Linked DNA regions of Homo sapiens: region 1 is linked to region 2. A link is a loop called in an ENCODE intact Hi-C map of the cell type or tissue named here. Cell type or tissue: Caco-2. All regions are shown on one strand. Each heading gives the region's core, and the rest is flanking DNA. Links, peaks and the distances in the headings are about the cores only.

Evidence for each region. A loop is a pair of places that touch in the nucleus more often than their neighbours do. Peaks named below come from ENCODE experiments on the same cell type or tissue, not always from the same donor. Only the 100,000 strongest peaks of a DNase experiment are listed, where the experiment ranks them.
Region 1: it touches region 2 in a loop (10-fold over the local background); 3 of 110 quality-filtered maps call a loop at or near these places.

The regions. Positions count from the first base shown.
Region 1 is chr4:174,395,190-174,406,816 of GRCh38, reverse strand. It overlaps LOC105377547 (a long non-coding RNA gene), which reads right to left. Exons shown (of 7, transcript XR_001741920.1): 6 at 9,249-9,308; 7 at 8,431-8,462. Among named protein-coding and RNA genes, the nearest start is that of MIR4276, 23 kb to the left of the region's middle. In Caco-2, for the core only: no CTCF peak of the experiment used is centred there; DNase peaks (open chromatin) are centred at 5,106 and 5,706; H3K4me3 peaks cover 990 bases.
Region 2 is chr4:174,530,216-174,541,842 of GRCh38, reverse strand. LOC105377548 (a long non-coding RNA gene) reads right to left here. Exons shown (of 7, transcript XR_007058492.1): 4 at 6,562-11,627; 5 at 4,962-5,201; 6 at 3,631-3,711; 7 at 794-1,527. It also overlaps the pseudogene LOC100419741. Among named protein-coding and RNA genes, the nearest start is that of HPGD, 14 kb to the right of the region's middle. In Caco-2, for the core only: no CTCF peak of the experiment used is centred there; a DNase peak (open chromatin) is centred at 7,142.

The DNA of each region.
Region 1 (11,627 bases), core at 2,290-10,289, 140 kb after region 2:
TCTCTGTGGTTTCTACTTCTATATATAAGAGCTGATTAGTGTTTACTAAAGTGGCCAGTCTTCACCAAATGCACATCCCTGTGGAATTTATCACCTCTTAAGTTCTTCAATGGTGGTGCCTAAGTTTCCAGTCTGATCTTCAAGACAGTTTCAAAATCTCTCAATTGGTTCAACCTGGAAAGTCACTGAGGTTTTGACGCTGGTCCCACTGGGAGGCAGGATTTGTCCAAGTAGAGCATATTCCTGGCACTTTCTAGGCTCAACAATGATATCCTTGGTTACCCTGATGCAACACTTCGTGTGTGGTAGAGAACATATCTTCTATTTCTCTAGACCTGCCAGAAATGTGTCAAGGCTAATTTTGTTCTCATTAGTATAACACATCTGCTTAATTTATACCACGAACTTTTTCACTCTACTCAGAATGGGACATTTGCATAGTTTTGCACCCTTTGACTGTTTACCATAATGCTTAATACTATTACTCAGAAAGTTGAAAAGACTTTTGCCATGAAAATGTGTAACAACTGGACGAATATGCTCACAAAGTTCTGATTTCAAATATCTTGTAAACAATAAAATCTAAACCAGGTCTATATTAAGGAAATGATGAGTCAAAATAAATGTTATGCCTGACTTAAATCTTCTACGATGTTTGATGAACAATGGAAATGGCATAAAAATTGAATATTGCTGTAATACTTAGTACACGTTCTCAATATTTACTTAAATCATTAGGCTAGATTTCTCTGTTGAGCCCCAGCCTTGTGTGCATACCTGTCTATTGGGCACAGCTACTGTGATGGCTTCTGGACATTTAAAGTTCAACATATTCAAAACTGAACTCACCATCTTCACCTTTCTTCCAACCAGCTTCTCCCTAGGTGTTCCCTTTCCTAGTGAATAACGTCACTCTCCAACCAATTACTCAAGCTGGAAACCTGAGTTTTCCCTCACTCTTTTCTCTCCTTCACTCTCATATTCAGCCGAAAATCAAATTTTGTTTAACTTACCTCCTAATCATTTTTCAGATTTGTCTCTTTCCAATAGCCCCCACAATTGCCCTATTCTGAGTCACCCTAATTACTCACCTGGGTTATCACCTCACTTGCTTATCTCCATTTTATCCCCTAGGTTATTCACTACAATGCAGCCAAGAGCTTTAATGTGCTACTATGATCCATACTGAACTATATTACAAGGATCCATAGGATCCATATTTAAATTATTTTGATATCTCTCCCCTTTTCCAGAACACTCTTAGCTGTCTTCATTGCCTGGGTAGCTTCTGTTCATCCATTGGTTTTTAGCTTTTACATATATATATATATACACACACACACATATATATACACATACACACACACACACACATATATATATATATCTTCCACCAGAAATTTTTTCCTGACTCAACCTCCTCCCTCGTATGATGCTTGGTGTGTGAGGTGAGATTGTCAGAAGGTGACGCTTGACAGATAGAAGAATCATATGTGTTTTCCCTGAGCTCTTAAGAGCATCAAAAAGCTATTGACATGTTACAAACAGGGTTTCAGAAGAACACAGTGGCACATTAAAGCTCTTGGACTTTAAACTTTATCAATTAGGATGGCAGTTTAGAAATTCAGTGTTTTTGCTACCTCCCTGGGAACTGAAAGAGAAGAGGAGAAGGGAGGGCAAGGGAGGGGAGGGGAGGGGAGGGGAGAATAGGAGAGGGGAAGAGAGGGGGAGGAAGAGGAGGGGAGGAGAGTTGAGGAGAGGGGAAGGAAGAGGAGGGGAGGAGAGGGGAAAGAAGAGGAGGGGAGGGAAGATGAGGGGAGGAGAGAGGAGTGAAGGGGAGGGGAAGAGAGGGGAGGGAAGGGGAAGGGAGTAGAGGGGAGGGGTGGGGACACACATTTTAAGCTGAGCAACCTCATTAAAGAGAGAAAGCAAAAACAAAGCCAACTGCTACCTTGAATATTGGCTACTGAAGACAGATAACCTTCCGGCCTAGACCATGATACAGTAAATGAGTATGATTTGAGATTTCCCTGCAGAAGTTGTGAGCACTTATATTATCTGGGAACATAAATTCTTTATAATCTCCTGGCAGTCACCAGTTAATAGAAATTACATTAAAAGATTCCAACTTCACTAGCTATATGGGTTGGAAAATTACATGTCAGTTTCCAATTCTGTCTGGACAGGAGTTCATCTTAGACAATGTGGTCTTAATGGCGTTTATAAGAACATCTTGGAAAGATAACTTTGTTTTGATGAATTGAACATTCTCAGCTGAGCTCCTATAAACAAACATGTAACAGACTACAGAAATCCCAGGGAGTTTTATCAAGCAATACTGTCACTCACACCCTGACTTCTGGGCTTTGTTCTTGTCTTTGATTACAAATTTACTCAAACTCTATTTCAAATTAATTATTTGTTAGAATGCTAAGGTAAACGTGGCTTTCCTGTAATGAATGTATTTTTACAACTTGTTCCTGGGATTAATTGTTGATTAAAAAGTTTGTTTGATCTTTGGAAATCCTCTTTGTTTCATTATTATAGATACTTAGGGAACATTTACGAAAGAATTCTTGTGCTTAAGGGAAAATTCCATGTCAGGTGGTTCTCTTTGAATGTCAGCAATGCATAATAGAATGTGCATAATCATAACAAATGAATAGCCACTGTTAATATATTTTCTGACTTGAATCAATTTCCAAATTACTCTTAACTCCTATATAATTCAGATCCAAGATCAAGCCTCTCTGACTCCTGAAGAAATTAACAGTCTTGACTCAACCCCTCAATTTCATAACTTCATAATCCAAAGCCTTCGTCAAAATCTATGAATTCCTCAGGGCCTATCCAGCCAGGCATTTTAACAGCAAGTATTTTTTCCTCAGAAGAATTCTCATATCAGTTACTAAGAATGTATTTTGTTACTGAGATCTTTTGGGTGATTCTATTAATTCTAAACCCCTACTGTCCAATAAAGACTTACAGTCTCAGTGAAACATTTTAATAGATAAAAGTCTATTCTTCTGAATATCCAAATCGCAAAAGGGTAAAGATTCATTTGCTCCATTTCTGAGTCTATTCCTCTAGCTTAAGATCAGATTAGGTAGAAAATTATTATTTTTTTTCACAGCCAGGAACTTGCACACCTAATACCTGCGATACAGACTCTTGTATTTTAGAAGTAAGGCACAAAAACAACAATGTGGATACTGCTACTACGTAGAGGAAAGGGATCCGGGACAGAGCATGCACCATTCCAAGCTCTAGTCACGACATAAAAGCAGAGATTCACAGCTCTGCAGCTCAGAGAAGGCACAAGCCCAGCAACACAATGTAGCAAAAATCAGTGGACAGCCTCCCTGCTATGCCTCGCACACTCCACGCTGCCCACTCTTCTTAGAACTCTCTTGCCCTGGACCACCTTCACCTCCATCCATCCTTACTCAAATCACACCTCAGTGACGCCTGACAACCACACTGTGAAAACTTCCTTCCCGTCCCCCTCCCCTGGCAGTCCCAATCTCCCTTACTCTGCTCTCCTCTCCCCTTTTCCTCATACTGCTAAGTAATCTTCTCATTTATTATTTTTATTGTTTACTGATGGTTTCTCCGATGGTATGTGAGCTCCACAGGGTCAGAGATCTGTTATTTCATAAGCCATTTTCTCTGCTTCCTCCTTTCACTCAACTATTTTTCTCTCCAGCCACGACTTTCTGACCTAGCATTTCCCATTCCCTCATGTTACTGATCTTGCTGCTCCCCTAGTGTGAGGGCCAGCCCCTTAATCCCACCAGTTTATCTAGCTCATTAGTACCTTTACCACTTCATCACCTCACTGTTCAGCCTGAGACACATGATCAGCAACTTTAAGCTGCTTGGAGTCCCCGGCAGCTTCTATCCTTTAATTTTCAGTTCTGCTAAGCCCTAGCCCTGGGAAACCTGCTTTCTACAGTTCTACCCTCAGTCTCCAAACATTAAAATCAAGGTCATAAAATTATGCATCAGAGAAGCACTGAAACATTTTCTACCTAACTTTACAGCAGCTCCCCATTCTTTTATTAACTCTCTGTGGATCTCTCCCTCCAGCCCCTGCTTGGATCTTTTTGCTCAGTCCTCAGCTACTCAGTCTCACCACTCAGCCTGGGCGTTGCCACCATAATGACTAAGAAGACAAATTCTTTGTCACAAAATGCTTTGTATACTCTTTCCCCCACCTCAAACCAGCTCTGTGTCCACAGAACTCTAAATTTCTCTGTGTTTTCAGGTGCCTACTCTTCCTATACTCCTTTTTCAGAGGAAGAGGTGCCCTTCTCCTTGCCCAAATCAGCCTCTCTATCTGTGTTAAGGGTATTCCCCATCTTCCACCTCTTCTGGAACTTCATGCCATCAGACAAATCCTCTTTCACAAACCTTCAATCTCTTGCTCTTCATCTCTTCTGCCTGCAATTGGGCTTATAGCCTGCCCAATTCTATACACTTTATCTCTGACTCTTATATATCTTCCAACTACCTACATTCAATATTTTCTCTTTTGTATCCATCTTCTCATAGATAATTTAATCAATGTACTTTAAATATTTTATATACAAAGACTCTTGTTGTCCAATCTCATTATAAAATCTCGTTGCCCTTTCCCAGTTCCCATCCGCCTTGATGTCTGTGGCATTTGCCATATTTAATCAGTCCTTCTTCAGCCCCTCCTTTTGTTTCAGTCCCAGGCCTATTCCTATTCTTCTACTTCACTACCCACTTCTCTGTGGGTGTCCTTTGTGGTTTCTCTTCTTTCTTCCACACCGTATATCAAAGAGTAGCACAAAGGTTAATCATTGATATCTTGATCCCTGTCATCATTTTTTCCCTCAGGGATCTTAAACATTCTCAGTGCTTACAAATCCATTCTTCCGCAAGACTCATTTCTCCTGAGCTTATCTGATGGTAGCAGACTATCAAAGCTGGAAAGAATGTTGGGGGTTACCTTGTCCAAAATTCCCTTTTGAGATTATCTGAGACAACTGAACCCACCATCACCAAAGAACAAAGAACAAAAACTCAGGATTTCTGATACCTCCCATGTGCTGGTATGAAGGGGTGGGTTGCCACTCCACACCTGTGGGCGTTTCTCATCAGGTGGAACGAGAGACTTGGAAAATAAACAGACGCAGAGACAAAGTATAGAGAAAGAAAAATGGGCCCAGGGGACCAGCGTTCAGCATACGGAGGACCCACGCTGACACCGGCCTCTGAATTCCCTTACTATTTATTGATCATTATCGGGCATTTCCCGGAGAGGGGGATGTGGCAGGACAATAGGATAATAGTGGAGAGAAGATCAGCAGGTAAACAGGTGAACGAATGTCTCTGCATCATAAACAAGGTAAAGAAAAAAGTGCTGTGCTTTTGATGTGCATATACATAAACATCTCAATGCCTTAAAGAGCAGTATTGCTGCCAGCATGTCCCACCTCCAGCCCTAAGGCGGTTTTCCCCTATCTCAGTAGATGGAATATACAATCGGGCTTTACACCGAGACATTCCATTGCCCAGGGATGAGTAGGAGACAGAAGCCTTCCTTTTATCTCAACCGCAAAGAGGCGTTCCTTCCTCTTTTACGAATCCTCTTCAGCACAGACCCTTTATGGTGTCGGGCTTGGGGACAGTCAGGTGTTTCCCTTCCCACCAGGCCATATTTCAGACTATCACATGGGGAGAAACCTTGGACAATACCTGGCTTTCCTTGGCAGAGGTCCCTGTGGCCTTCCGCAGTGTTTTGTGTCTCTGGGTACTTGAGAATAGGGAGTGGTTATGACTCTTAACAAGCACGCTGCCTTCAAGCATTTGTTTAACAAAGAACATCCTGCACAGCCCTTAATCCATTTCACCTTAAATTGACACAGCACATGTCTCAGGGAGAACAGGGTTGGGGGTAGGGTTACAGATTAACAGCATCTCAAGGCAGAAGAATTTTTCTTAGTACAGAACAAAATGGAGTCTCTTATGTCTACTTCTTTCTACACAGACACAGTAACAATCTGATCTCTCTTTCTTTTCCCCACACTGGTAGCATAAAAGGAAGGAATTTATCTTTTAGTCCCACTTCTACAACCAACTTGTTTGGTGGCATTTGCAAAATTATTAAATCTCTTGGAAATTTATCTTCCACTATGTCTAAAATGAAAAAATTTTAACACAATAATTGACTCTAAAATCCCTTCAAATATTAATTGTTCATTGATTTATGATTCTTTGATACCTGATGCAGGATATCACCACAGGATCACAGTCAATCATGTCCAGAAAAAATCATTCATTTTCCTTTTCAGAAAAATAATGTCCACTTTCCTTGGGATTTACTTATCTTGGTGAATGGTACCATGATTCTCTCAGGAACTGACTATACCTGACCCAGTTTTGTACTTCTCCAGATTCACCGGCCCATCATTTTCTGGTGACCCTCCAGGATGAACACTTGGCACCTGCCATGTTCTTATAACCAAAGAGAGGAAGCTTTAATCCTCTCTGGAAAGAGATTCTTTGGGCAATGTTACCTCCTCCATTAGAGAGGCTGGGTCCTTAGAGCCCATCTTCCAGTTGCATTGACATTTTCTTTGAAGGTGTGCCTTCCTATACAACTGCACTATAAACTCTTTGAAGACAAGTGTTTTATAACCTTTCATTTTCCCATGGCTAACAGAATGTTTGCTCTAAATAAATACTTAGACTTTTCTTTCCTTTTTATTAAAAAGAAAAGATGCCATGTAGTGGCCCTACAGGTTAGGAAGAGTAGAAAGGTAATGCTTATGTAAACTCCATTTCCAAATTTCTGTAAGACAGGAAAATTGGATTTATCATTTTTAGGCTCTAGCTGTATATAAAATTTTCAACTCCTTATTGAGTTGGAAATAAATTGGTAAAATGAGGCTGATTGAATTATAAATAATGAAAAAAAACCACAAAACACCAAGAACTACTGATTTTTTCACATCATTCAAGAAAATATTATTACCGACTAGAGAGAAAATATAACAAAAACCTAACTACAAGTAGGTAAAAGAGTTATGGATGATTTTAATTCTTTGAATTTTAGAATTGTTTCAAAATGTCTATAATTAACAAGTATTTCCTTTACAGTTCAAAAAAATAACTGTTGTTTTCAAAAGAGAGGAGCATTTAAATGTGTTTCCACTGGCCAGGTGCAGTGGCTCACAACTGTAATCCCAGCACTTTGGTAGGCCGAGGCAGGCAGACTGCTTAAGGCCAGGAGTTTGAGACCAGCTGGTCAACATGGCAAAACCCGTCTCTACTAAAAATACAAAAACTAGCCTAGCACGGTGGCGCATACCTGTAATTCCGGCTTATTGGGAGGCTGAAGCATGAGAATTGCTTGAACCCAGGAGGGAGAAATTGCAGTGAGCTGGGGTCAGGCCATGCACTCCAGCCTGAGTGACAGAAATCAGAAACTCAAAAGAATGCAACCATTTGTCTCTTATCTACCTTTGATCTGGGAGCCCCCTCCCCACTTTGAGTTGTCCCATCTTTGCCTCAAGTCGTCCCACTTTTCCAGACTGAACCAATGTACATCCTATACATATTGATTGATGTCTCATGCCTCCCTAAAATGTATAAAACCAAGCTGAGCCCTGACCGCCTTGGACATATGCCATCAGGACCTCCTGAGTCTGTGTCATGGGCATGCATCCTCAACCTTGGGAAAATAAACTTTCTAAGTTAACTGAGACCTGTCTCAGATTTTCAGGGTTCATACTCACAAAGACTTATGAATTAATATTAAAGTGTCTAAGGCCTTAAGGTTCTGGGAGCCAACTGATGACTCATAATCTGTAATAAACAGATGGTGCTAAGAAAACATCAGTTCCTTGGAGTTGTACATACTGAAGCAACACACGGTCAGAATGAACCAGAATTGAACATACAGACTGGGACTATAGGCACGCAGTTCTCATAAAAGCCATGCCAGCAATGTTCTAATCCAGTTGTCCTTTCTGTTCTGGATGAATTTTTAAAGGCTCATATCAGATTGGTGAGGACTTCAAATTCATGGAACTAATTGCATGTTTTTAAATGACCATTGCATGAGTAAGATTAACTGGAATTGGTCATGAAAGCTACATGAAAACCCAAGATTTATAGTCCCATCAATGTGGTAGGCAGAATAATAGCTTCCTAAGGATGTCTACATCCTAATTCCTGGAAACTGTGAATATGCTATGTTACATGACAAGAAGGAATTAAGGCTGCAGATGGAATTAAAATTGTTAATAAATTAATGTTGAGAAGGTGTATTAGTTCATTTTCATGCTGCTGATAAAGACATACCCGAGACTGGGTAACTTATGAAGTAAAAGAGGTTTAATGAACTCACAGTTCCACATGGCTGGGAGGCCTCACACTCATGGCAGAAGGCAAAGGCACGTCTCACATGGCAGCAGGCAAGAGAGCAACTGAGAACCAAGTGAAAGGGATTTCCCCTTATAAAACCAATAGATCTTGTGAGACTTATTCACTACCATGAGAGCAGTATGGAGGAATCACCCCCATGATTCAGTTATCTCCCACCAGGTCCCTCCCACAACATGTGGGAATTATGGGAGCTACAATTAAAGATGAGATTTGGTTGGGGACATAGGCAAACCATATCAGATGGGGAGACTATCCTGGATTTTCTAGTGGGTGATAGGTAATCATATGAGTCCTTATAAGTGAAAGAGGAGTCAGAAGAGTCAGTGTCAGAGTAACATGATGTGAGAAAGACTAAACTGTTCATTGCTGGCTTTGAAGAGAGGAGAGGGCTAGCATGAAGCAAAAAGTGCAGGTGGCCTCTAGAAGCTGGAAAAAGTAAGAAAATGAATTCCCTTGGTGCCTGTAGAAAGAAACACAGCCCGACCAAATCCTTGATTTTAGCCTGGTTGGGACTCATTTTGACTTCTGACTTCAGAACTATAAAATAATAGATTTGTGATGTTTAAAATCACTAAGTTTTGGTACTTTGTTACAACAGCAATAAGAAACTAATATAATCAGCAAATATTTTCAATCCCTGAATAATTTCGTTTGAATGTATGCTTTCTATTTACTATTATATAACAGTTTAACTCTGTTTACAACTTCATCTGCAAATACTGCCACACTTGCTCAGGGACAAGAGTCACAATTTATTTGGTTTTGTATCTTTAACAAGTAATGCATATCCTGGTTCATAGAAGTTAAATAAAGTAACCTTTTCTTACCTTACAAGGCAATAATGTGACTGTCAGCTGACAGTCATGGACAGCTCCATCCTTAGGGTACTAGAGATACAACATGAAAGAGTTTGAGTGTAATAATTTGCCTCAAGCATTACATCATTTCTCTCTGGTTTTTACTCCAATCATAAAATGTTAAAGATGGACAATGGTAAGTTATGTCCACTGCTTTCCTTTTAGACGAGGCACAGATTGGTGAATTATTCCCATAATCTCAACAAGCATTAGATCCTGAATCAATTTTCTTTCCAAAACAAAATGCTGACTGGAGGCATTCAAAATTACCTTCATTGGCAAGTGAGAGAACACTAATAATACTTCATGTCCTGACAGCAAACTACCAAAGTGACCTAGCTAGTATTAAGAAAAGAACAACCTTTTCATCTGAAAGAAACAGCCCCTTGGCAGTGGGGTGGAGGAGACATTTTCTTAATACAACATAGCAAAATGCCTAAAGTAAGTATTTTTATATAGAGAAGGAATAAAAATATATTACATATAATTTGTTTATATAAAACAAATCATCGTCCAAGAGATTTGTTTTAAAAATATTTATTTTCAAAATGATTGTACTACTTTTTCTGATTCGATCTTCAAGCTGTGGAAAAACAGAAACTATTTTCAAATGTCTGGCTGCTCACCAGTAAACTCTTTGAAAAAGAAAACAGGCTGTTTAGATTTACCGTCAAAAATGCCTTCGGGATGAAGTGTGCCTTGTCATGGTCAACATCAAATAGAACTTTCTTATATTGGCACATCTTTACTACCAGACTGTTCTCAGCTTGTAGACATAGTTACAAACTATGTATATATAGTTGTACATATAGTTATACATAGTTATCTTATATTTACTTATATTATTATTGCCTTCGTACTTTTATTTTATATAATTTTATGTAATTATTAACTTTGTAGTCAATCTTGAATTCAATGTCCTGTTCATAGGTTGAGTCAGGAAGAAAAAAACACATTCACAATGTGTTTCATGAGGTCAATGATTCTTTTCCAGAAAATAAAGTAAGTGTTCATCTGGTCTTAGAATGTTATCATCAACTTGAAATTTCTACATATTTTTCTCCTTTCTTTCTCTCTCATTTTCTTAGATCCTTTGTCTTCTCTGTTGGCTGCTTCTGCCTCCCACCTTCTCACTCATCATCTCATCAAGCATTAGCAACTTTTTGTTATTGATAAAGTCTGAAGAGTGTTGAGTTGACAAATGTTGTGCCTTTAATAGTCAAAAAATACAACAACAATTTAATCCTGAAACATGGTGATATAGAAGAAGATGGAAGTTTGAGAAGCTGTTTTTATTTAGATCAGTGCAGGCAGATTGTTTTAAATATAATGCCTAGAAATTTTTTTAACTCATGCCCATCTTTACCATCAGAATGTTCTTAGTTTATATACATACAGCTAGTTATCTTATATTTACTTATTTTATTATTACTGTCTTTGTACTTTTATATAATTAACTGCCATCCAGTGACTTTTCTTTAAATGTAGTGAAAAACATTTCACTACAAAATTTCCATTATATCTATTCATTGCAATAGTTCAATTGCATTAAAAACAAAACAAAATTCCACTAAATTTCAGATAGATAGGCAGCAAATATATAACTTGACAAAATCCTAAGTATTCTGAGTCAATTCAGTGGAGGAGGAGGGCAATCTTCAGTGAGTTAAAATAAGAGCATTATATTTTACAGTTGTAGGTGGCCATCAAGGTCATCTAGTCAAGCTACATTGATTCATAATTTTGAAAACTAAGATCCTATATTAACTATCTTTTCTGACCACAGTGGTATGAAACTAAAAATCAAGAACAGGAGGAATCATGGAAAATGAACACATTTGTGGAAATTAAATAACATGCCCCTGAAAAACTGTTGGGTTAAAGAAGAAATTAAAGGAGAAATTTTTAAAATCTTGAGACAAATCAAAATGGAAACACAACATACCAGACTTATGGGATATGTTAAAAGCTGTTCTAAGAGAGAAGTTTATAGCAATAAGCATCTACATCAAAAAAAGAAGAAAGATCTCAAATAAACAACCTAATATTATACTTTAAGGAACTAGAAAAAGAAGTATGACTAAGCCCAAGGTTAGCAGAAGGAAGGAAATAACAAAGATCGAGCATAAATAAATAAAACAGAAACTAGAAAACCAATAGAAAAGATCAATAAAATTAAGAAATTGGTTTTTAGAAAAGCTAAATAAAACTGACAAGCCCTTGTCTAGACTAAGGAAAAAAAAAACTCAAATAAATAAAATTTAAAATAAAAAAGGAGACATTACAACTGATAACAGAAAGAGAAAGAATCATGAGACTACTGTGAGCAATTATGCACTAATGAATTGA
Region 2 (11,627 bases), core at 2,225-10,224:
TTTACTATCATGGGTATGAATTTTCAAACTTAAAAATAAACTTGATTTTCAAAAGGGACAAAATTTTGGTCAATATGTAATTTGTACTGCAATACTCTCAAGAACATTTTTTTAAAAAATGGGAATAAAGAGAATTTAAGACTATGTTCACATCTAAATGTTGTCCAAAAGCACTTATTCAACACTCCTAATAAACCAGAGTACAGAGGCCAGTTCAGGAGTCTTAATTGACAATCAGCTTATGTAATTCTTTTCTCTAAAAGATTTCCATTTTACTATTGTACTTTTTTATCTTTTAAGGCACAGGTAGGCTAGATTTCTTTCAAAGTGAAAGTCGATTTAAACCTTTAAAAGTTTGTTTTAGTTCTTCAGATTTTTTTGTTTCTTTAAACACCACCATGTGGTCATGGCTGACTAGGTTAGGCTGAATGAAAACAGTGTGGTGAAATATCATTAATTTTGCGGTCAGAAGACAGGTTCAAACCCAAAATACATTTATTAATTTTAGGAACTTGGGCAATTTAATTAAGCTTTGTGAGCCTCAGTTTCCACATTAACATATTATATGGGCATAATAATAATAATAATAATAATGACTGCAAACAATTGTGAGGATTTAATATATAATACATGTAAATACAGAAAGCCCTACAAGTTAAATGCCTTCTTCTTAGGTGAATCAGAATTAAAAACAATTACTCTTTAAATTAAGGAAACTGTAGAATTTACCCTCTGGTTTTTCAGTTCCTTAATTATCTTTCCAATTTTTATTGTTAAAAACAAGCACACAAGGTATGTAAAGTGGGTTTATTGAAATAAGCTGTTCTTTCATGTTCATATCTTTGACAGATCTACACACTTGGAGTCCTTGCTAGGATATCTCTATGCCTCTAATCTGGGAATTGAAAAAATAAATCGCAAAAATGTACACATGTTATACACGTACTTCAGGTGACCTCAAATGTGGCATTATAAAATTTAAGAATTGGAATGGCTTTCAGAAGCAATCTCTTTTACTAATAATTCTGCAAGCAACTAATATTGGATGCTTAATATGTCAGACATCATGCTAAACGCTTTACATGTAGTTCTCCATGTATTAATTACTCCAATACTTTTGTATACATTATTTTTTATCTTCCTTGTATGCATGAGGGAACTGACACTCTGAAAGGTGAAATAACTTGCTTAAATTCACTAGTAAGTAGCAGTGCCAGATTCTGAAACCAAGTTGATTCACTAGTTCAAAGCCCATAGATTTACCCACCACATTCTTATAACTCATTAATGAAAACACTCATTAGAAAATGGGCAAGAGATGGTCATATTCACTGGACACCGAGTCTGGCTTAAGGTGATGAGTGTGGGAAGGTATGTGGGGAGGCCTTCTTCCTACTGCAAAGAGGCAAGTCTGAGGGCTGGCGCCACCCAGCAATGACTCTGCTTCTACTTCCGGAACGCCAAGGGAGACAATTCCGGTTCCGGGATCCCCCTTCTTGGTCACCTGCAAGTCCCAGCTCGCTCCACCTACAGAAAGAGAAGCCATCTCAGTATGATCTTTATGAACATAGCCGACCTTTAATGACTTCTGAGAGGAATGGAGTTTCCTTGATGAGCCTGAGAGCTGTGCCCCGTGATGCAGAGAACTTTGCCTATATAACCTCGCCAGGTTGTTGGTGTGGAGCAAAGGGAAAGCAGACACCCTCAGTGAAGTGTTTCAGTAGAAAGTGTCACAGCTAGGTCCATTCATCCAGAAGGCTCATCCCTGTGAGATGTGTGTTCTGGTCTTAAGGGACATTTTGTATCTGGCTGAGCAACAAGGAACGCTATCTGGGCAGAAATAGTACACTTGTGAGGCATGTGGGAAACAATTCTGGTTTAGTGCAAACATGCACCAGCACCAGAAGGAACACAATGGAATAGAGACGTGGACAATGCTTTCTCTGTGAAAGGCTGCAGATTTTAAGTGTCAGGAAGGCCTTTCGCCTGTGGGAAAGTTGGGAAGGATTTTCCTGGCAACTGTACCTTCTCCAACATAGGCCACTCACAACTGGATTGAAGCCACACATCAGCACCAAATGTGGGGAGGCCTTTCACAGCAGAAAAAGTCATTACAAGTGCAGTGAACCAGGAAAGCTTTCAGGTACAAATACAAACTTGTTCAACATCAGGGAATTCACAATGGAGAAAAGGCCTTAGGAGTGTGGCAAATGTGGGAAATTATTTAGCCAAAACTCCAATCTCATTTGTCACTGGATAATTCACGCTGGAGAAAGACTTATGAGTGTGGTGAATGTGGAGAATTTCTTTAGCCAAAGCTCTGTCTTCATTGAACACTAGAGAATTCACACTAGAGCTAGGCCTCATGTGTATGGTGAATATAGGATGTCCTTTAGCCAGAGCTCCATCCTTAGTTAATCACAGAGCGTTCACACTGGAGCAAAGCCCTGTGAATTTGGTAAATATGGGAAATCCCTTCAACAGAAAGCCCTGGACTCAATCAACACTGGAGAGTGCATGCTGGAGAAAGGCTTCCATATTCACTATAACAACTCAGGAGGAAAGCCTCTGTGAATGTAAAGGAGGCATCGAACTCCATACATCTGAACATCCACAGTGGAGAGGTTCCCCACAAATTCCAGGTAAGTGGGAAGCTTTAAGGAGCTGCGTTGTACTTTCTAACCTGCGCAGGCCAGGACCCTTGCCAGATTTAGGTCACTGCCAGTTTCTGTGGCATAAGCCATTTCACCTCTACCACCTGACAGGTTCCCCATAGTGTGTATTAGTCACCTCAGTGTAATAAAGGAAAGCAGATGTTTCTGTTCTCTCTCTCATTCCCTGGAGAAAATCACAAATAGTCTGTGCCCTTAGGGGAATGTCATTCCTTCCTCTCTGACTAGTTAAGGCACGATCCTGACCCAATCTTGTCTAAGAAGATTGCTCTAGCCTGGGTATTACCGGCAATTTGCAAATAATTTTCTCTTCTTCCAATTTTGGTCTAATTTGCTTTGCTGTCAAAACCCACCTAGGAAAGAGTATTTCACTTTGTGATCCTAATTTGTGGCCTGAATGCCAGGATTTCTTTGTAGGCTCAGAGTTCACCCTGAGGAGGGGAAAGTTGTTGTGACATCCTGTAGGACTCTGGGGAGAAGGATGAATCCCTTTTTCTCGGGGGATGTCACATAACTCCTAGCACCCCTGAGAAGACTCCAGGCACTGCAGAGGAACCATGTGCCTGGATGTCCAAAACTCAAGTTTCTGGTGTCATTTGTTAAGAGGCCAGGCTGAAACCATAATTGGCGCAGAAACACTGAGTGTGATTAATAAGGTCTGGAGGAGACTGCATCAAGGTCGAGAATGGTACCTCTTCTGCAGTGTCTCCATAGGTGTTTCAGTGGCTAAGGCTATGAGCATGGGTGGGTGCACTCCATGCTGGTGTTTTTCCTGGAACTGACATAACTGTCAGAGCAAATAAGGTTTTGTTTACTCATGTAATGACCTCAAGGCCATTGCTGCACAGTCAAGAAAATGAAAATAGAGAAATGAGAGATCTCATAGTCCAGGGCTGTGGCTTTTGTCACCCCTCTAACATTTCTGTTGACTCATATAGAGATGATGTTTATTGCTTACCAATATTTCCTGCCACTGATGCGGGCTGCCTTTCCCAAGGCATGGTGGAGTCAATATAGGGTTGCCAAACTTTATGTTTTCCTTTAAAAAGTAGATCCAGACTTTAAGTCATTTTTAACGTTCTATTGAAACATAATTGGCATGCTATAAACTACACATATTTCAGGTGTACAGTTGAGTTGATTATCAGCCTGGATGATATACCAAGACCTTCATCTCTATAAAAATATTTAAAAATATTAGCTCCACGTGGTGGAGCATGCCCTTAGTCCCAGCTGCTTGAGAGACTCGGGGGGACAATCCCTTGATCCTAGGAGTTCAACACTATAGTGAGCTATGATCACAGCCTTGCACTACAGCCTGTGCAACACAGTGAGACACTGTCTCTTTAAAAAAAAAAAACAAAAAACAAAAACCGGTGTACAACTGAGGTACTTTCCACATACATATAAACTCATGAAACTGTCACAATTATGCTAATGTACATATCCAAATATCCATTACTCCTGTATACCTTTCTAATAATCTTTCCCTACTCTCACTTGCCCTCCAGGCAACCCTTGATTTACCTTTTTTCAAAATAAATTAGTTAATATTTTCTGGAATTTTATATGATTTTAATTATAAAGTGTTTTTTATTATTCTTGTTTTCTTCATGCTGCATAATTATTTTAATATTCATTAATGTTGCTTATGTGAATAGTTCATTCTTTTCTTGCAGAGTCGCATTCTGTTCTATGGATATTATCACTATTTGTTTACCCATTTATCTGTTAGTGGATATTTGGGCTGTTTCTGGTTTTGGGTTATTACAAATAAAATGGCATAGTTGAAGTATACAATTTGACATGCTTAAACTCTTGAAACTGAAAGTTTCTTCCTGCGCTTGCAACATATAAAATTATTTTTACAAGGACCTAGTCTACCTTTTGTAATGGATATTTTATATGTAGACACAAATGGAGAGGGATGTATTATGAAACTCTAGAAGCCCTTCCCCAATCTTCCATCATTATATCATTTCATAGCCATTCTTGTTTCATCAGGCTCCACCGCATTACTAGGTGACTTTACGTACAATTCCGGACATCATGTCATTTAATGCATAATTTTTTCAGGATGCACTTCTATAATGTAAGTGTTCTGTCATAACTCTAATAATTCTCATACAAAATGAAAATATTTAAAAATATTAAAAACAGATAAGCAAATGAGTTGATAACCAAATAAAAATACTATAAGTGATCAATAAGCATATGAAAAATATTCAACCTCACTAACAATAAAGATATACACATTTAAATAAAAAAACTATTTATTTCTTTTCTTACCCACATTTGGCAAAGATGTAAATGAGTGACAGTATTTGATAGGAGGGATATGGTCACCTTCAAATTAATTGGTGGGAGTATACATTGGAATCTCGTTTTTGCTCTTTTGTTTTTGCTTTTGGAGTCAGGGTCTCACTCTGTTGCCCTGGCTGGAGTGCGGTGGTGTGATCACAGCTCTCTGCAGCCACGAACTCCTGGGCTCAAGCAGATATCCTGTCTCAGCTTCCCAAGTAGCTGGAACTAGAGGTGCACAGCAACATGTCCAGTTAATTTAAAAATTTTTTTTTGTAGAGACAGAGTCTCATTACATTGCCCATGCCTGGTCTCTAACTCCAAGCCTCAAGGCCATCCTCTCACCTCAGCCTTCCAAAGCACTGAGATTACAAGCATGAGCCGCTGCACCCGGCGAATACCACATTTTTGGAAGGTAATTTGGCATATCCTCATAGCTCAGAAATTTTACTTTTAGGAATTTAACCTAAGGACATAACTAGAATACTTCAAAAAAGTGTAAGAAATGCAAATAATCTAAATGTCCAAAAAACGGATATTGGTAAATTAACTTACAAAATTTTGGTGTATTGGAATACATATGGAATACAGTTTTGTCATTTAAAATAATACTGTTAATAGGATAACGAATACATTTTAATTTATGTGCCAAATTTTATAATATCTTATTAATAACTTCACTTGTCATGGACAGAAATAATAAAATTAGCAAAATATGTATGGTTTATTATGGATCATAATAATTATTACATAAATACAACTAAGATCAACTTATATATTTAAATGTGAACATTTTGTTTCATATGGTTAGCAAAGTCACGAATATTTTGGCAATATTCTGTGAATCCCAATCAACATTTAGTCCATTATGTTCTCTTTGTAGACCACATAATTATATTGTTTTCTATTTTTTAATTGACACATTGTATTGTACATATTTATGGGATACAATTTGATGTTTTGATACATGTATATGTTGTATAATAATCAAATTAGGGTAGCTGGCGTATTCATCACCTTGTGCATTTTTCATTTCTTTGTAATAAGAACATTCCAAAACCTCTCTTCAAGGTATTTTATAATATACAATCCCTTACTGTTAACTATCTTCACCCTATTATGCAAAAGGACACCAGAACTTCTTTCTATCTTCTTGTAACTTTGTACCTGTTGGCCAACCTCTCCCATCCTCCCCAATCTCTCATTTTCTCCCCGGTGTCAGTAACCACTGCTCTACTCTCTAATTCTGTAAGATCGACATTTTTTTTTAGATCCCATTTCAAAATGTTAACTTTAAAAAGCAAGTTATTAAGCCACATATTTTCTTCATATGCCCTACTCAAATCTAGAATTGTTTTGTCTTCTTGACTTTAAAGTCTGGAAATTTTATCAAAAAAGAGGTTAGTTTAGCATGAGAACTTCTTATTGAACCCATCCTGGCTCCACCACCTTGCCTTACTAAGAGCTCAAAAATAATTGGTTCAATATTTAAGCATAGAATTATGCTGCAGATGGATACCAACGTCACCTCAGTACAATTTCTGGAATTTATATATGATAACATCTTCCTTAGCCCCACTCCTCTCACCATCTTGACCTGTCCTTTGAAAACATAGCCATGTGTAAATTTCTGGTCTCTGGTACCCATCACGTTCTCCTCCAGGTTTGTTCACGGCAGCTCTTTAATCACAAAAGAAAATGCTTAGACACTGAAGAATGTCATTTGTTGGGATTAATAATTATTACTCCTTCTAAAAGTATCCAGATCATCTGTTTCATTCTTCTGAACCCCTTGTGATTTCAGACCATTCTTGCTTTGTTCTTTTTAGTTCAAATAATGTTCTCCTGGATAAAGAAGATTATAAACAAAATAGCACTGTGAAACAGAGGATTCATCTGATTAGGTCTGCCAAATTTAGCATGCCCTGCTTGCTTTTGGTTACCTGCTTTTTATCTTTTTCTTTTCTTTTTTTTTTTTTTTTTTCATGAAGCTGAAAGCCACAGTAATTGAAGGCTGCACCACTGAACGCTGAAACTTAACCTTCATTAGCGGCATAATAAATTGAACATTTATAAATCACCATGGTAATGGTCACTTCAGTTATTTTTCAGGAATGTGGGACAGCTCCTGACCAGTTCAAACTGGTTGACTCTTCAGCTGGGCCTCTGTAAATGCCGGAGAGCATTTTGACATCAGAGGACCAAAAATTCCACCCTCAGATCATAATACCATCATTTTCTGCAAATGTGTCCTATGAAATGCCACATATCCCAACTATGTTTGCATAGATCACTGATTGCTTCATTTTTCCCCCACTGACAATCACCTTTTCCCACATCTTAGCTGACCCCACTTCTATAACCTATAAATATCCCTAAGCCTTATCTTCTGGGAGGTGGAGTTGAGACCTGTTCTTCACCTCCTCACTGGCTGCCTCATGAATAGTCTTCTCTTTTGCAAAATCCATTATCTCAGTGATTGACTTGCTGCAGTTGGGCAGAAAGAACCTGGTTGATGATCATTGTAGAAGCTGTAGATACTCGATTATTCACTGTCATCTGTTGCATCAGCTATTCTGTCTCCTCTCTACTTTCATGCAGACATAGATACAGATACCTTGTTTAACATATTTTAAAGAGCATTTTTATTACCCTCCCCATGATGTAGAAATCTCAGTTCATTGGAAGCCTTCATCTTCATAAACTCTTCTTCAAATCTTGTGCATGTCTTTTCATCCTTCTACCAATCTCCAGGTAGTTGGCTCTTTCTTATTCCCTTCTCAACTCCAGTGTTGCTTTCTTAGAAGCCTCCTTTCACAACTGATCTCATGGAATCCTTCCTTCTCCCCAATTCATGTCACTCTACCCCAATCCTGTCTTATTATTTTTGTTTCACTTATCACTACCCGCAATAATTATTTTTTCTACCTCCTTCAACTAGAAAGTGAGCACCATGAAGATAAAAATAGTACTGTCCCCTTAGGGCCTATTACTGGCCCAATCACATACTAGATATCAAATAGATATCTGTTGAATACAGTACTGATATTCCAAACATTAACTGGTACAGCACAGGCAATAAATAATCAGAAGAGACGCCAGATCTTTCTAGTACTGGGCTATGTACTTCACATACATCTTAATATTTAACCGTCATGAGAACATTCTATAAAAACCATTATTGCTGTCTTAACTTTTGTACAACTGATCTGAAAAAGATTAAGAAACACCTCTGGTTACAAATGGTAAGCTGGTATCCATGTTTCCTGCTTTATTTAGGAAGAGCTTTCCTTCCCATTCTTCATTCTAAAACTCAGTGCAGAAAGTCTCGTTACTTAGCACCACCTAGACATACAGTTACATTATGTCCAAGATCTTATTTCTAGTATAAAAATTCTAAAATTTGCTTAAATATTGCAAATATTTCTTCTAGAAATATTATTAATTCCACCACAAGTCAGAATATGGTGGTAGTGGATAATGAGCCTAAGAAAATTTGGCAGATTCTCAAACGTATAGCAGAATAATACTGTGACAAGGCATAGGGTGGCATCATATTGGTCAGATCTGACATTTACTTACAGAGTGAAGTTGCAACAATTTACCAAATATCTCTAAGCTTCAGGTTCTTCTTCTGTAGACTGGAAGAAATAATAGATCCAACCTCATGGCATCATTTTAGGAAATAAATGAGATAATGTGTATAAACCTCTAGGTATAATTCCTGTTGCAGAGTAAGCCTTTAAAAACTGCTAACTATCATCATCGTCATCGTCACCACTATCATTATTTTGAAGACTCTAGGAGACGAATATACATCTGTTTAATTATATCAAGCCACAGTAACCCTGAGCATCATAATACATACCTCTTCCTAGACTAATGTGAGATTTCTGGGTAACTTTCAGTACCTACAAATCTTGTTATTTTTCTCTTCACAAAGACAGCTATATTCAGTACAAAATGTACTCCCTGGGAACACTTGCTCTAGCTCCTAAGTATAAACCAATCAATAACAACTGTGTGACATAAGAGAAGATACTTAATCATAATTGTTTTAATCTACTTATCTGTAAAATAAAGGGATTGAAACAGACCATAAAAAGCAAAGTCTGTATCCAAACTAAAGTTCTGAGATTTCTTCTTGCCCAGCTCTGTCTTGTGGTAAATAATTAACATCTATGGTAGCAAAGAATAAATTATTCTCCAGTTCCAGTTCACTAAGTTGATGTCTAGCTCTCTGAGAATATTACACCATTTTAACTCCAAAAATAACAAGACACAGCAGCTCTGCTGTCTAGTAGAAATTAATAAGCTAATGACCTGAAAAAAAATCAATGTAATGCCAAATAGACATACTAAAATAATGCATTCTTGAAATAAGTATAATCACCTGTGACTGTCTGTTGCCTCATTAATCCTGACAAAATCCCTACGAAGTATTTAAATGGTTTGTAGCGGAAACATTTTTGTTTTAGCAGGAGAAAGAAAAACCTTATGCCAAACAAGAAATTTGCATATTTTGCCTAAAATTACCCACAACATTGAGGAGCAATCTACAAGAAACTGGATCTGTGAACCTCCAGCTGAGTGTCTGTAAGGAGGATGAGAAATAGTGAGATAAACAGATGGGGAATAAGGAAGGAGATGTTTTCTTCTTTCCTTTATTCCTATCTGAACTGCCTACAAAAAAACAGATGAGGCCAATTCCCAAAGTGTCTTTTCTTTAAAAGAAGTTTTGTAATGGTGCTATATTCTCTCCACACAGTGAAACTGTGCAAAAACTGAATTTTCCTTCACTGTGGGTCACCGGGAACATACCTGGTCTTATCTCATTGTCAAGCCAATCAGTTTCTATTGTTATCGTTACTTAGAGCTTCCCCTCCTGGACAGTTTCTGTGCTTCTGAGCAGAGGAAGACCTTGATTTCTAGGCAAGACACTGAGATGCCTATTCTTGGAAAATTATGCTAATGTTTTCTTTCTTTCTTCTTTCCTTTCTTCCCTCTGCCTCCCTTTCTGTCTCTCTCCTTCTTCCTCTCCTGGTCTTGGTCTTTGTCTCTACCTCTTTCTCTCTCTCTCCTACTCTTTGTAAAACAGACTATTGCCTCTAATTCCACAAGATACTTAGGTTACTTGCACAGTTACAGATAAAACTCATAGGGCTTATCAGTAGGAATTTTTCTAACAATAACTTGTGCAGTTACTCATACAGCATATCATATGCTCCCACTGTTGCAGATTCAAAAAGTTGACAGAAATTAGGGAAATTTAATTCCAGAGCAGAGTGCCAGTGAGCCAGGATAGTTACACAAAAGTAAGTTTCAAAAGACAATTTCAGTGTCAGGATTCAATTGAAAAGGCTGATAACTTCAGTTTTCTTCATATGTCCAGATATATTTAACAACAAAATTCTAAAAACTTTTTTGTTTTAAAAGGGAGGAGTGTTCTAACTCTCAGAACCAAAAATATATTCACTGATTAAAGTTTTGTTGACCTTAGTTCATAAAGGATATTAAATTTAAAAAATCCTAAGAATTTATGAAATGTGGAAAAAAAACATATTAAGAGCCTCCTCCAAGTCTAGGCAATGGGCTTCTGAAAGTTGTCTTCTCTTGATACCGGGTACTGAGGAATAGGGCCTGTTTTGACGCCAGCTGAAAAGACACTCAAATTACTAATGACCCATTAGCAACATATTCCCATTCAAGACTCTACATCATTTCTCCACAGAGGACTTTGGGTGTTCACTCGAGTGCTCTGAGGTTTAGGTCAGTGTTGCTAGGACCCTCCAGAGGGCCTCCTGTCTGATAAGACTTCCTACTGGATAATCACAGAATGAATAAAGTTATTCTCTCCACTATGCACGGGAGGGTCCAAACAGTATGTGGAATCTTTTAAGAGCAGAAAACCTGCATTTCCTTCTCCCCATCATAGTGTGAAATTAGGAGAAGCTAATCTGACAACTCGTTCATGACCAGGAGGGCTAAATTGCCAAAAAGTAAAAAGAGCCAGTCCTGAAGAATTTTCTAGGACTGATATGATTTGGCTGTGTCCCCACTCAAATATAATCTTGAATTGAAGTTCCCATAATTCCCACGTGTTGTGAGAGGGACCTGGTGGGAGATAATTGAATTACAGGGACAGTTTCCCCCATACTGTTCTCGTGGTAGTGAATAAGTCTCACAAAATCTGATGATTTTATAAGGGATTTCCCTTTTCACTTGGCTCTCATTCTCTCTTTTCTGCCACCACATAAGACGGGCCTTTTGCCTTCCGCCACACAAGACAGACCTTTTGCCTTCTGCCATGATTGTGAGGCTTCCCCAGCCATGTGGAACTGTGAGCCCATTAAACCTCTTTTTCTGTATAAATTACCCAGTCTTGGGTATGTCTTTATCAACAGCATGAAAACAGACTAATACGAGGACACTACCCAAAAGTTCAGAAAGAATAAATACATTGCAAAGATGAAACTGCTCAATCGAGTGGAAAGAAGTTTCCTTCCCCAAATTTAAAAACCAAATGTATAGGCTGACATCCAGTATTATACACAACATATTTGTTTTCATTACTATGAAAAGTATGACAAATGCAAAAATGGAAAATAAAGACCTAAGTGGGTGATTGTCACCAGAAGTTTCACTGACGTTCTT